Linked DNA regions of Homo sapiens: region 1 is linked to region 2. Evidence: chromatin contacts called from ENCODE Hi-C or POLR2A ChIA-PET data. All regions are on one chromosome and are shown on one strand. Each heading gives the region's core, a stretch centred on a gene start or an enhancer-like site at or near the end of the contact. The rest is flanking DNA. Distances are from core to core; before and after follow the strand shown. Region 1 has its middle 16 kb from the start of GNA14. Region 2 overlaps GNA14 (G protein subunit alpha 14).

Region 1 (5,023 bases), core at 2,003-4,502, 75 kb before region 2:
CTCATTAAAGCCCTTATTGAACTTACTACATCTAAGCAGCAATTAATTATACCTAGCTGAAAAGAAGCCAAATATTGAGGATTGAAAATTCTTCTGTACAAAAGGTCAGTCTTGAATAGTGACAAAAACTGAGACATAAGAACTATCTCAATTCTTTTCAGAGTAAGATGCATAATAAATTTGGAAAGATGCATGCCATGATGTGCACACACATGCACACAAACACATCTCCTTTTCTTTGGTCAATTCTAAAGAAATGAATAGAGATCATGAGCCACTAACGGCAACAGCAACTGCTGTCACAGGAGCAGGAAAAGCATTTGCAACATAGAGTGAGTTTTCGTTCACCCCTTTTTGCTAATACAGGTTGGCTTGCATAGGCAGCAAGGAGTGTTCACGATCTGTGGATCCAAGAATTTAAATTAAAATGCTCTTGCGGCAAGAATCTGTCATCCTCATGACAGACCTCCAGAAGAGACCCAGTTGTCCCTGTTTACAAATGGAGAAGGAATACTTTTTATATTTCAGCCTCTCTTAGTGGAAAAAATTATAAAACAATGCAAAATTGAGACAGAATCTCAATTTTTCTCTCTTTTTACTTTGGACTCTGTATGAGTGGCTCCCCAAAATCTCTGTCAAGAAATTCCCCCCTTTTTTTAAAGACAGAATCTTGCTCTGCGATCAAGGCTGGAGTGCAGTGGCACAATCATAGCTCACTGCAGCCTCGACCTCCTAGGCTCTAGTGATCCCCCCACCTCAGTCTCCTGAGTAGCTAGGACTACAGGTGTGTGCCACCACACCCAGCTAATTTTTAAAAAAGTTTTATTTTTGTAGAAATGGGGATCTCACTATGTTGCCCAGGCTGGTCTCAAACTCCTGGCCTCAAGCAATCCTTCCTCCCACCTCGGCCTCCCAAAGTGCTAGGTTTATAGGCATGAGCCACCACACCTACCCAAGAAATCCTTTGGATAGTGTATCAGTTGGGGATTGAGTCTGACTACAAGGAACAGATACTGAATTCAACAATAACTTAAACTGAAGGCTTCATTTTACCTGTGTAAGTGAGGTCTGGACGTAGGCAGTTGGGAGCTTCTTTGGACTCCTTCTGTACAGCTATCCTCAGCGTGTGGTTTGATGCTTCAGGGTCACAAAAAGCTCGTCCATCTCCACATGTCTATGTACCAAGAAGAAGGAAGGGGAAGGGCAAAACTCTCACATGCACCTGAATCACCTGAGAATCTCGTTAAAATGCAGATTCTGATTCAATAAATCTGCAGTTTTGTATTTCTAAGGTCTGCTGACCACACTTTGAAGAGTAGTGCCAGGTGCATCTGTGCTGTTTTCTAGAACCTCCCCCACCCCGTGACCTTTATTTCCAACTTATTAGCTAGACTCTGTCACATGGCACCTCCTAATTCAAAAAAGATTGAAAATGTAGCTTTGTAGTTAAATACAAATTGGGGACTTCTAAGTTGGGAAAAAGAGAAAATGGATATTGTATCCTAAGAGTGTTTGCTGCAAGTAACCATTTGATTTGGAAAACACAGTGCCGGACACCCATCCTCTAGTTACTGTCTTAAATTGGTACTTGACAAACTCTCACCTGCACCTGAATCACCTGAGAATCTCGTTAAAATGCAGATTTTGAGTTAATAAACCTGCAGTTTTATATTTCTAAGGTCTGCTGACCACACTTTGAATAGTAAATACTTCAATCACTGGATCTTCTAATCAATCAGAAAAGAAATCAGCTGATTTGTTTTTGATAACCCCCCGCCCCCCACCCTTTTTTTTTTTTTTTTTTTTTTTTTTTTTTTTTTTTTTGAGACAGAGTCTTGTTCTGTTGCCCATGCTGGAGTGCAGTGGCGTGCTCTCGGCTCACTGCAACCTCCACCTCCCAGGTTCAAGCGATTCTCCTGCCTCAGCCTCCCGAGCAGCTAGGATTACAAGCGTGTGCCACCATGCCCGGCTAATTTTTGTATTTTTAGTAGAGATGGGGTTTCACCATGTTGGCCAAGCTGGTCTGGAACTCCTGACCTCAGGTGATCCACCTCAGCCTTCCAAAGTGCTGGGATTACAGGCATGAGCCACTGCACCTGGCCTTTGATACATCTTAATGTGTGATTTTAAATTTTAATCACATGGTAAAATAAAGAGCCCAAATAACCCTTAATATTCTTGTAAATATTTAAAAACTGGAATCAAATACTGAAAAACCATCAAATAAATAGAAACTGTGGGATATTGTACAAGTGGCCTGAATGTGTCAAAAAAAAAAATCAATGGCATGAGAAACAACAAAAGGCAGGAGGACTGTTCTAGATTAGACTGAGAACCAAATCCAGTGCACAAACCCTGATCATATCCTAGATTAAAATAATAAACAGCCATAAAAAATATTTTTGAGACAACTTGGTGTATTTGAATATGGATTGTACGTTATATTATGGAATTTTACATTTCTCAGTGTAATAATAATATCGTGTGTTTATAAGAGAATGCACTTATTTTAGGCAGTGTTGGTTGAATTATTTAGAGGAGAAGAGCCGTGATGTTTGCAACTTACTTTCAAATCATTTAGTGAATTCATATTTTCAGAGAGTAAAAAGATAAAGCAGATATGGGGGAAAGTTAACAACTGGTGAATCTAGGTAAAGAGTTTACAACTGTTCATTATATCATTATTGCAAATTATCCGTATGTTTGAAAAACCTCCAAATAAAAAGTAGGGAAAACCTTCATCATAGAGTTACAGCACATAGAGCTGAGAAACTGATTTTTTCTTTATTTTTTTAGAAGTATTTTGAGAAATGACCGTTACCGAGGAAGAGTGTTACACACGAGCATACTCATTAATAAAATGTCTCTAATAGAGAAAATACTCTCTATTGCAGAGAGCTCCCCTTCTCCATGATCCCTAAGCCTGTGGGGCACATCACAGCACTATTAGGCTGTGTCCTTTTAAGTGTATTGATAGACCCATCTCCCTGACAGGACTGGAAGTTCCATCAGAAAAGAGTTCAAGTCCTACCCATCTCTCTGACCCCAGCTGCAGATTCTAATAAACATTTGTGAAAGATGGAAAGAAGGTATGATTGATAGACAGCAGTTGCCAGGGTAGTTTGGAAGACAGCCTTAAAACCAAACTCAGTATTTGAAACCAGAAATAATCCTGGACTTGGTTGCATGCCACCGGAGAAGAGCTTGTGCCCGCCTGGCCGGCTCAGCTGCTTTTATGCTCAGTGGGGTCATTAAACTTGTCAGACTTGTTTGCACTGGCAAGCAGGTCATTGGAGCCAGTTCCTCATAAGGCACTTAGCGACTTCAGGGTCCCATTGCAGTGCATTACACACAAAATGAGCAAAAAGCCAAAGAAAATAAAGACAGTGGCCAGAGGGAAACTACGTCACTCTTTTAAATAATCATCCAAACAGAAACAAAAATCACTGACACTGAAAAGCCATCTTTTAGTTTAATTATGTAATCATTCACCAAGATCTCTTTGCTCTCCAAATTTTACCAAGCAAGCACTAGAATGTTCGACCTTATTAGCAGGATCCTTATTTCTTCTATTTTTTTCAGATTCAACTAAATAATCTTGATACAGGTACAGGTTTTTCTGACAAGTTGGCTCTCAATAATCAACTGATGCCATATCAAAGAGAGACAGCTTATAAAAAGAACAGGTTCAGGAGAACTTTAACATAAAGATTCTTCTATGTCCTCACAAAATTTGGTAAGTTTGCTGCATCTAAATAGTTTATGAATACAAGCATTTTTAAAAAAAAAAACCTATTTGACCACAGATCCTTAAGTAGTAACTGAAGACACAATCAAGATCATCTGGGAAGGAAAGACGATTTGGCAGAATGTCAGACCAAAACAGGATCCCCACGTTGCTGAAAAGACCCATTTGCTCATTTATATTAAGTGTAACTACTGCCTGGTCCATGTTCAGCTTATTCTTGTGACAAACTAGGAAGAATCTGATGGCCATTTACCATTATCCTTTCTTGCAGAAGTTGATAAAGTAGGTATTGAAATATCAGGGCACTGTAAAATAATCATAACTAGACCTCAAGGTATTATATTTTTCCTATCACTAACACTTACTTCTTCATTTCTCATAGGTGAGGTTCATTAGCCATGGTTTTTATGTTTTTTTTTTTTTTTGAGATGGAGTCTCCCTCTGTTGCTCAGGCTGGAGAGTGCAATGGCACAATCTCGGCTCACTGCAGCCTCCACCTCTGGTGTTCAAGCGATTCTCCTGCCTCAGCCTCCTGAGTACCTGGGATTACAGGCACCCACCACCATGCCTGGCTAATTTTGTATTTTTAATAGAGACGGGGTTTCACCATGTTGGCCAGGCTGGTCTCGAACTCCTGACCTCAGGTGATCCACCCGCCTTGGCCTCCCAAAATGCTGGGATTACAAGCGTGAGCCACATGCCTAGCCTAAGCCATGATTCTTTTGATTGCAAGTGACAGAAACTCAATCTACACTGGCTTAAACAAACAAGGAAATTTCTTGGCTCAGTTAACTGGGAATATGGGGTTCATATCAGGGGACCAAATCAGGACATGACTGTCTTCCTCACTCTGCTTCTCTTTGCTTGTATCTTTGCTGGTGCCACACTCAGGTAGAACTGTTCCATGTATTTGCAAAGATGACCATGAGCAGCCCCAGGTTATTTTATATTTTAAACTAGACATCCTAAAGAAAGGAGGACACAGGCTGGGCGCGGTGGCTCACGCCTGTAATCCCAGCACTTTGGGAGGCCGAGGCAGGTAATCACCTGAGGTCGGGAGTTCGAGACCACCTGACCAACATGGAGAAACCCCATCTCTATTAAAAATACAAGTTAGCCGGGCATGGTGGTGCATGCCTGTAATCCCAGCTACTCGGGAGGCTGAGGCAGGAGAATCACTTGAACCGGGAGGCACACAGGCAGAGTGTTATCTGCTGATGAGGGCATCAGCATCACCTGGGAATTTCTAGAAATGCAAAACTTTGGGCCCTACCT
Region 2 (4,948 bases), core at 1,600-4,099:
CACACACACCACACAATTACACAGTTATTAGTTCACAACCTCCTACTTAGATGTTAGGAATGGATTCAAGCACCCCAGGCTGACAGAAGAAAGTGCTGGACATGGCCAGGCACGGTGGCTCACGCCTGTAATCCCAGAACTTTGGGAGGCTGAGGCGGGCGGATCACGAGGTCAGGAGATCGAGACCACTGTGAAACCCCGTCTCTATTAAAAATACAAAAAATTAGCCGAGCATGGTGGTGGGCGCCTGTAGTCCCAGCTACTTGGGAGGCTGAGGCAGGAGAATGGCATGAACCCGGGAAGCGGAGCTTGCAGTGAGCTGAGATCGCGCCACTGCACTCCAGCCTAGGTGACAGAGCGAGACTCCATCTCAAAAAAAAAAAAAACCAAAAAACAAAAAACGGTGCTGGACATGAACAAGAAACTCAAGTGGTTCACAGAGAGCTAGGCTGTTGGGTGCATGAGAAGTATTATGGGAAATCTATCTAGAAAGCAGGTCAGAGGATCTTGAGTGCCAGACGGGATGTTTAAAATTATCCTGTTAGAATGGAGAGCTGATAAAGGTTTTTGAGCAGGGAGTGGATTTACCAGATAGAACAATAATCTGGACTAATCTAAGAGACATGTTTGATCAAAGAGAGCCACGCACTATGCTACCATATGACATACTACTGTACTGAATGTTTTCCATAAACTATGCTTCTCACCCTAACAAACCAAGGTAGAGGTAGGTATTGTTAATTATCTTCATTTGACGCCTGAGGAAATTGAGTCTAATGGGAGTCCCCTAGGATCATACAGCTAGAGAGGGAGGGACCAGAATTTGAGTCTAGGGACATTTGATTCTAAGGCCTGGATAGTTGGCCCCTCTGGTGCCCAGATTTAAAAGAGGGAGAGAGAATGAGAGAAAAATCTATTCTTTTTTAAAAATCCTAGTACTCTATCTTCCTGTAACTTCACACCAGATACTCAAAGATTTGTGGACAAGGATGGAGCCTTCAACTCAACCAGGACAACTTGATATTAAGAAGCAATTTGATGTAGGCTGGGTGTGGTGGCTCATGCCTGTAATCCCAGCACTTTGGGAGGCCTATGTAGTAGGGAAAACACCTGCTGTAGGAAGGGTATGATCAGGATGATTCTACTCGGAAACAGCGTGTGATCGTCCTGAAAATGCAGTATTTCAGTGCACTGTCTGCCTTCCTGGAGGGCAAGAGGAAATTAACCTGGACATTCACTGTCTATCACTAAAAATGAGATGACTTTAAGTTTGCCGAGTCTTTCAAGGTTGTGACCCGTGGTTCTTTATTCCTATAGAAGAACGTGGAATCTTTTGCCCCCCAAAAGAGGTCTGTTGTATTATTTATGCTCTGGCCTGTGGTAATAGCAATTTTAAAATAAAAATATGTCTAATGTGTGTGACATGTCATCCTTACCTATTTGGATGCTTGGCCTGTGCTTTTCTAAGGGTTTAAGAGCCACTTCAATTCTAGAATTTCTTAATTCTCTGAAAATTTGCTCATGTGTGGGATGCTTATATTAATAAGTAATAGTATCTTCCTAATAACTTTGTCATAATCTTATTTTTTTTTTTTAATGTGTGACCTAAGTATTACCTTTGTTTGTCCCATGAGTGAACGGGTCTTCAAAAAGGTTACTTCTCTTGCCCTGTGCTACACTACATCTGCCCTTCATTCTGAAGCAGACACTGGTTCACATGGCTTGGACAAGAGTGAGCAGATGTGGGGGACAGCAGGAAAGAATACAAGAAATCAGGGCTGTCCTGGAATATGTGGGACACCTGGTAGCCATGCCATGCCATTTTCCCAGCAGATAAGCAAAGAGGAAGAATAATTCTGTGGCACATAGAAAATGTGAAATTATGCTCACCACGTATGTCTGTAGGTTGATTGTGCTGGTTTTGTTGTGAATCTTACCTGTACTCCCTCAAGAATGTGAACACATCAGTCCCCTTCAGTGCAAAGCCCTAGCCTAGAAACTTAATTTTACAGGAGGAAATTTCTTAGGACTTGATCACAAAGGTTAGGAAAATGATGGGGAGTTTTGCTGAGCTTAAAACTGACTTGGGGCCGGGTGCGGTGGCTCATGCCTGTAATCCCAGCACTTTGGGAGGCCGAGGGGGGTGGATCACTGAAGTCAGGACTTCAAGACCAGCCTGGCCAATGTGGTTGATACCCCATCTCTACTAAAAATGCAAAAATTAGCTGGACGTGGTGGCAGGCACCTGTAGTTCCAGTTACTCGGGAGGCTGAGGCAGGAGAATCACTTGAACCTGGGAGGCCGAGGTTGCAGTGAGCCGATATTGCGCCACTGCACTCCAGCCTGGGTGACAGAGCAAGACTCTATCTCAAAACAAAACAAAAACCTGACTTTGTACTGGTTTCCTTATCCTTTTAGGGGAGAAGAGGCATTGATTTTACTCATATTTGATGTTTCCCTGATTATAAAAGACGTAGTTTATAGTGTGTTGTTTTAGGAAGTCAAGGTCTTGGTATGGAAGGCAGTGACTCTGGATGGTCATAATTAAAATCCAGTGTTGCCATCCAAATGACAATGTGCTTTTGCAGGCAACTCTGGCTATCATGGTTGCTTTAGGCAACCTGCGGTTTACCCACTGTGTACTGACTACAGGCCATAGCCCGAGGGTGGAGGAAAAAGGCAATATCCAGCTACTCTCAGAGGTTTCTCCACCCTGGATGAGCAAACAACCCTCTCCCCTTTCAACAAACACAGTACCTGTAAAGACAGGGCTGACTCATACGATGGCTTTTGAGAATGAAATATAAGTGATATCTGAACCCTAAGGTGATATATTAAACAAAGAGTGTTCTCCGCTCTTCCAGGAACCATGACTTCCAAAAACAAACAAACAAAAAAACAAAACAAAAAAAGAAAACCGAGCTCACTCCATTTTGCATGAATAAAATTTCTAGGTCAAAGTCAAAGGAATTGGTAACACTGACAGTTTGGTTGACGCAGAAAGTCAAATAGCTTCCTCCTTAAGAGGCTCTGGGAAATGAAGTGGCCTGGCCCATCAGAGCTAGAAATGACCCTGCAAGTGAGCATTTATTTCCTTGTCAGGCCAGTTTGGCTTGCAAGAAATGCACCTGTGAAAACCAATGCCAGGTTTTGGTAAACTGGTCCTAAAAGTTACTGAGCTATAATAGATTCCTGGGGCATACAAAAGTGCTGTGATTCCAAGTTTGATTTTTAAAAATACATTGAAGGGTCTGTATGAAATGGAATATAAATAAAGATGGCTTTGAATGCTAATGTCTAAAGCAAACAAACAGTTCTTTTTAGCTGTGCTGGCCCATGGCTTTTAAAAATGTGGCTAGCATGTGAACCCCCAATGTGTCCCAGGCACTTTTAGACAGTGGCAAAAGCAGGTTCCTTCTTTTGAAGAATTTTCTGCGACTGCATGTGTTCAGAGCAACACAGTAAGCACCCAGTATATATTTGTGGAACAGAGAAAGCTGTTAATTCTCTCTGGGAACATCAGAAGGACTTCCTGGGGCTAAGGTGACCTCTGACTCAGATTCAGGTTTGACAGTAGGAGAGTGTCACCTGACAAAGAAGGGGGATTAGCAACTTTTATGCTATGTGTGCTAACCTGCCTTCTAACTTAGATTTTTATATGAAATATATTTTCCTGCTTCCTTGCTCCTCTCTGTTCAGTCTTATCCCTGCTTCTATATCCTCTGATTAAAGGCTTTAAACTTTCCTTCTCTTCTCACCCCGTGACTCATTCAGCTGTCAGACACTTCCTAAGCATCTGCTCTCCAGGCTTCCTTGCTCCTGGGGAAAGCATTGTGCTAAATGTGAAATTCCTGCAGATTTCCTTAGTCATTCTCCATCAGGATCAAGAAATCACCAAGTCCTGCTTGTTACTTTCACATTCTTCATTCAAAATACAGTGCTGAAAAACAGGAAGTATTTTATCAATTAATGTTCTGTGGTTGCAAGCAACAGACACTGGCTAACTGAAGGAAGAAAAGGAGTTCACTGAAGGGGTGTCAGGGTGTGGTGGATGGAGTGATAGCCCCCCAAAGATGTCCCCCTCTGAATCCCTGAAAACTGTGAATATGTTACTTGACATGGCAAAAGGGACTTTGCAGATGGGATTAGGATCTTGAAATCGGGAGAGTGTTCTTGACTATTCAGGTAGAACCAATGTAATACAAGGGTCCTTATAATAAGGGATGCAGGAGGGCCAGAGTCAGAGAAGACGATGTGATGACTGAAGCAGACATCACTGAGACAGGAATTTGAAGTCACTGCTGGCTTTGAAGATAGAGGAAGGGGCCAAAGCCAAGGAAGGCAGATGGCCTTTAGTAGCCAGAAAAAGGCATGGAATGAAGCCTCCCTTAGAGCCTCCAGAAGGAACAGAGCCCTCCAACCCCTAGGTTTTAGGATTTTTGAAATCCAGAACTATGAGAGAATAAATTCGTGTGTGTATACGTGTGCTTGTGTGCATGTGTTTCAATTGCAGTGAAATTCACTGAATAAAAGCAACCATTTTAAAGCAAACAATTCAGCGGCATTTAGTACATTCACAGTACTATGCAAACACTCTATCTAGGACCAAAACATTTTCATCAGCCCAGAAAGAAACTCCATACATACTAGGCATTCGCTCCCCATCCCTTTGTCCCACCTCCCCCAGATAACCACCAATCTGTGTTCTTTCATACTACGGATATTTCATAGAAATCCAATCTTATGTGACTTTTGCGTCTTCTGGCTTCTTTTGCTTGGCAAATATTTTAAAGTTCACCCATGTTGTAGCATGTGCCAGTACCTCATTCCTTTTATGGCTGAATAATATTCCATTGTATATAAATACCACAATAACTTTAGCTATTCATCAACTGATAGATATTTGGGCTGTTTCTACATTTTGGCTATTGTGAATAGTGCTGCTATG

The links. Hi-C counts contacts between places; a loop is a spot of excess contacts on that map. ChIA-PET counts read pairs that join two places held with the same protein, here RNA polymerase II (POLR2A). Pooled maps may share reads with other maps.
Region 1: a loop to region 2 is called in a pooled map, with 2.0 times the contacts of the local background. The contact joins two enhancer-like sites. A Hi-C loop is called at or near these places in 1 of 168 maps with a recorded cell type or tissue (pancreas) and 1 of 50 pooled maps. POLR2A ChIA-PET finds 5 or more read pairs at or near these places in 1 of 52 experiments (activated CD4-positive, alpha-beta T cell).

The regions. Positions count from the first base shown.
Region 1 is chr9:77,662,205-77,667,227 of GRCh38, reverse strand. No RefSeq gene overlaps it. Among named protein-coding and RNA genes, the nearest start is that of GNA14, 16 kb to the right of the region's middle. Within about 2 kb of position 3,252, at least 3 of the 41 ENCODE cell types and tissues checked have a DNase peak (open chromatin) inside an H3K27ac peak, as active enhancers do.
Region 2 is chr9:77,587,357-77,592,304 of GRCh38, reverse strand. The region is part of intron 1 of GNA14 (G protein subunit alpha 14); the gene reads left to right. Among named protein-coding and RNA genes, the nearest start is that of GNA14, 58 kb to the left of the region's middle. RefSeq lists an enhancer at 3,915-4,820. Within about 2 kb of position 2,849, at least 7 of the 41 ENCODE cell types and tissues checked have a DNase peak (open chromatin) inside an H3K27ac peak, as active enhancers do.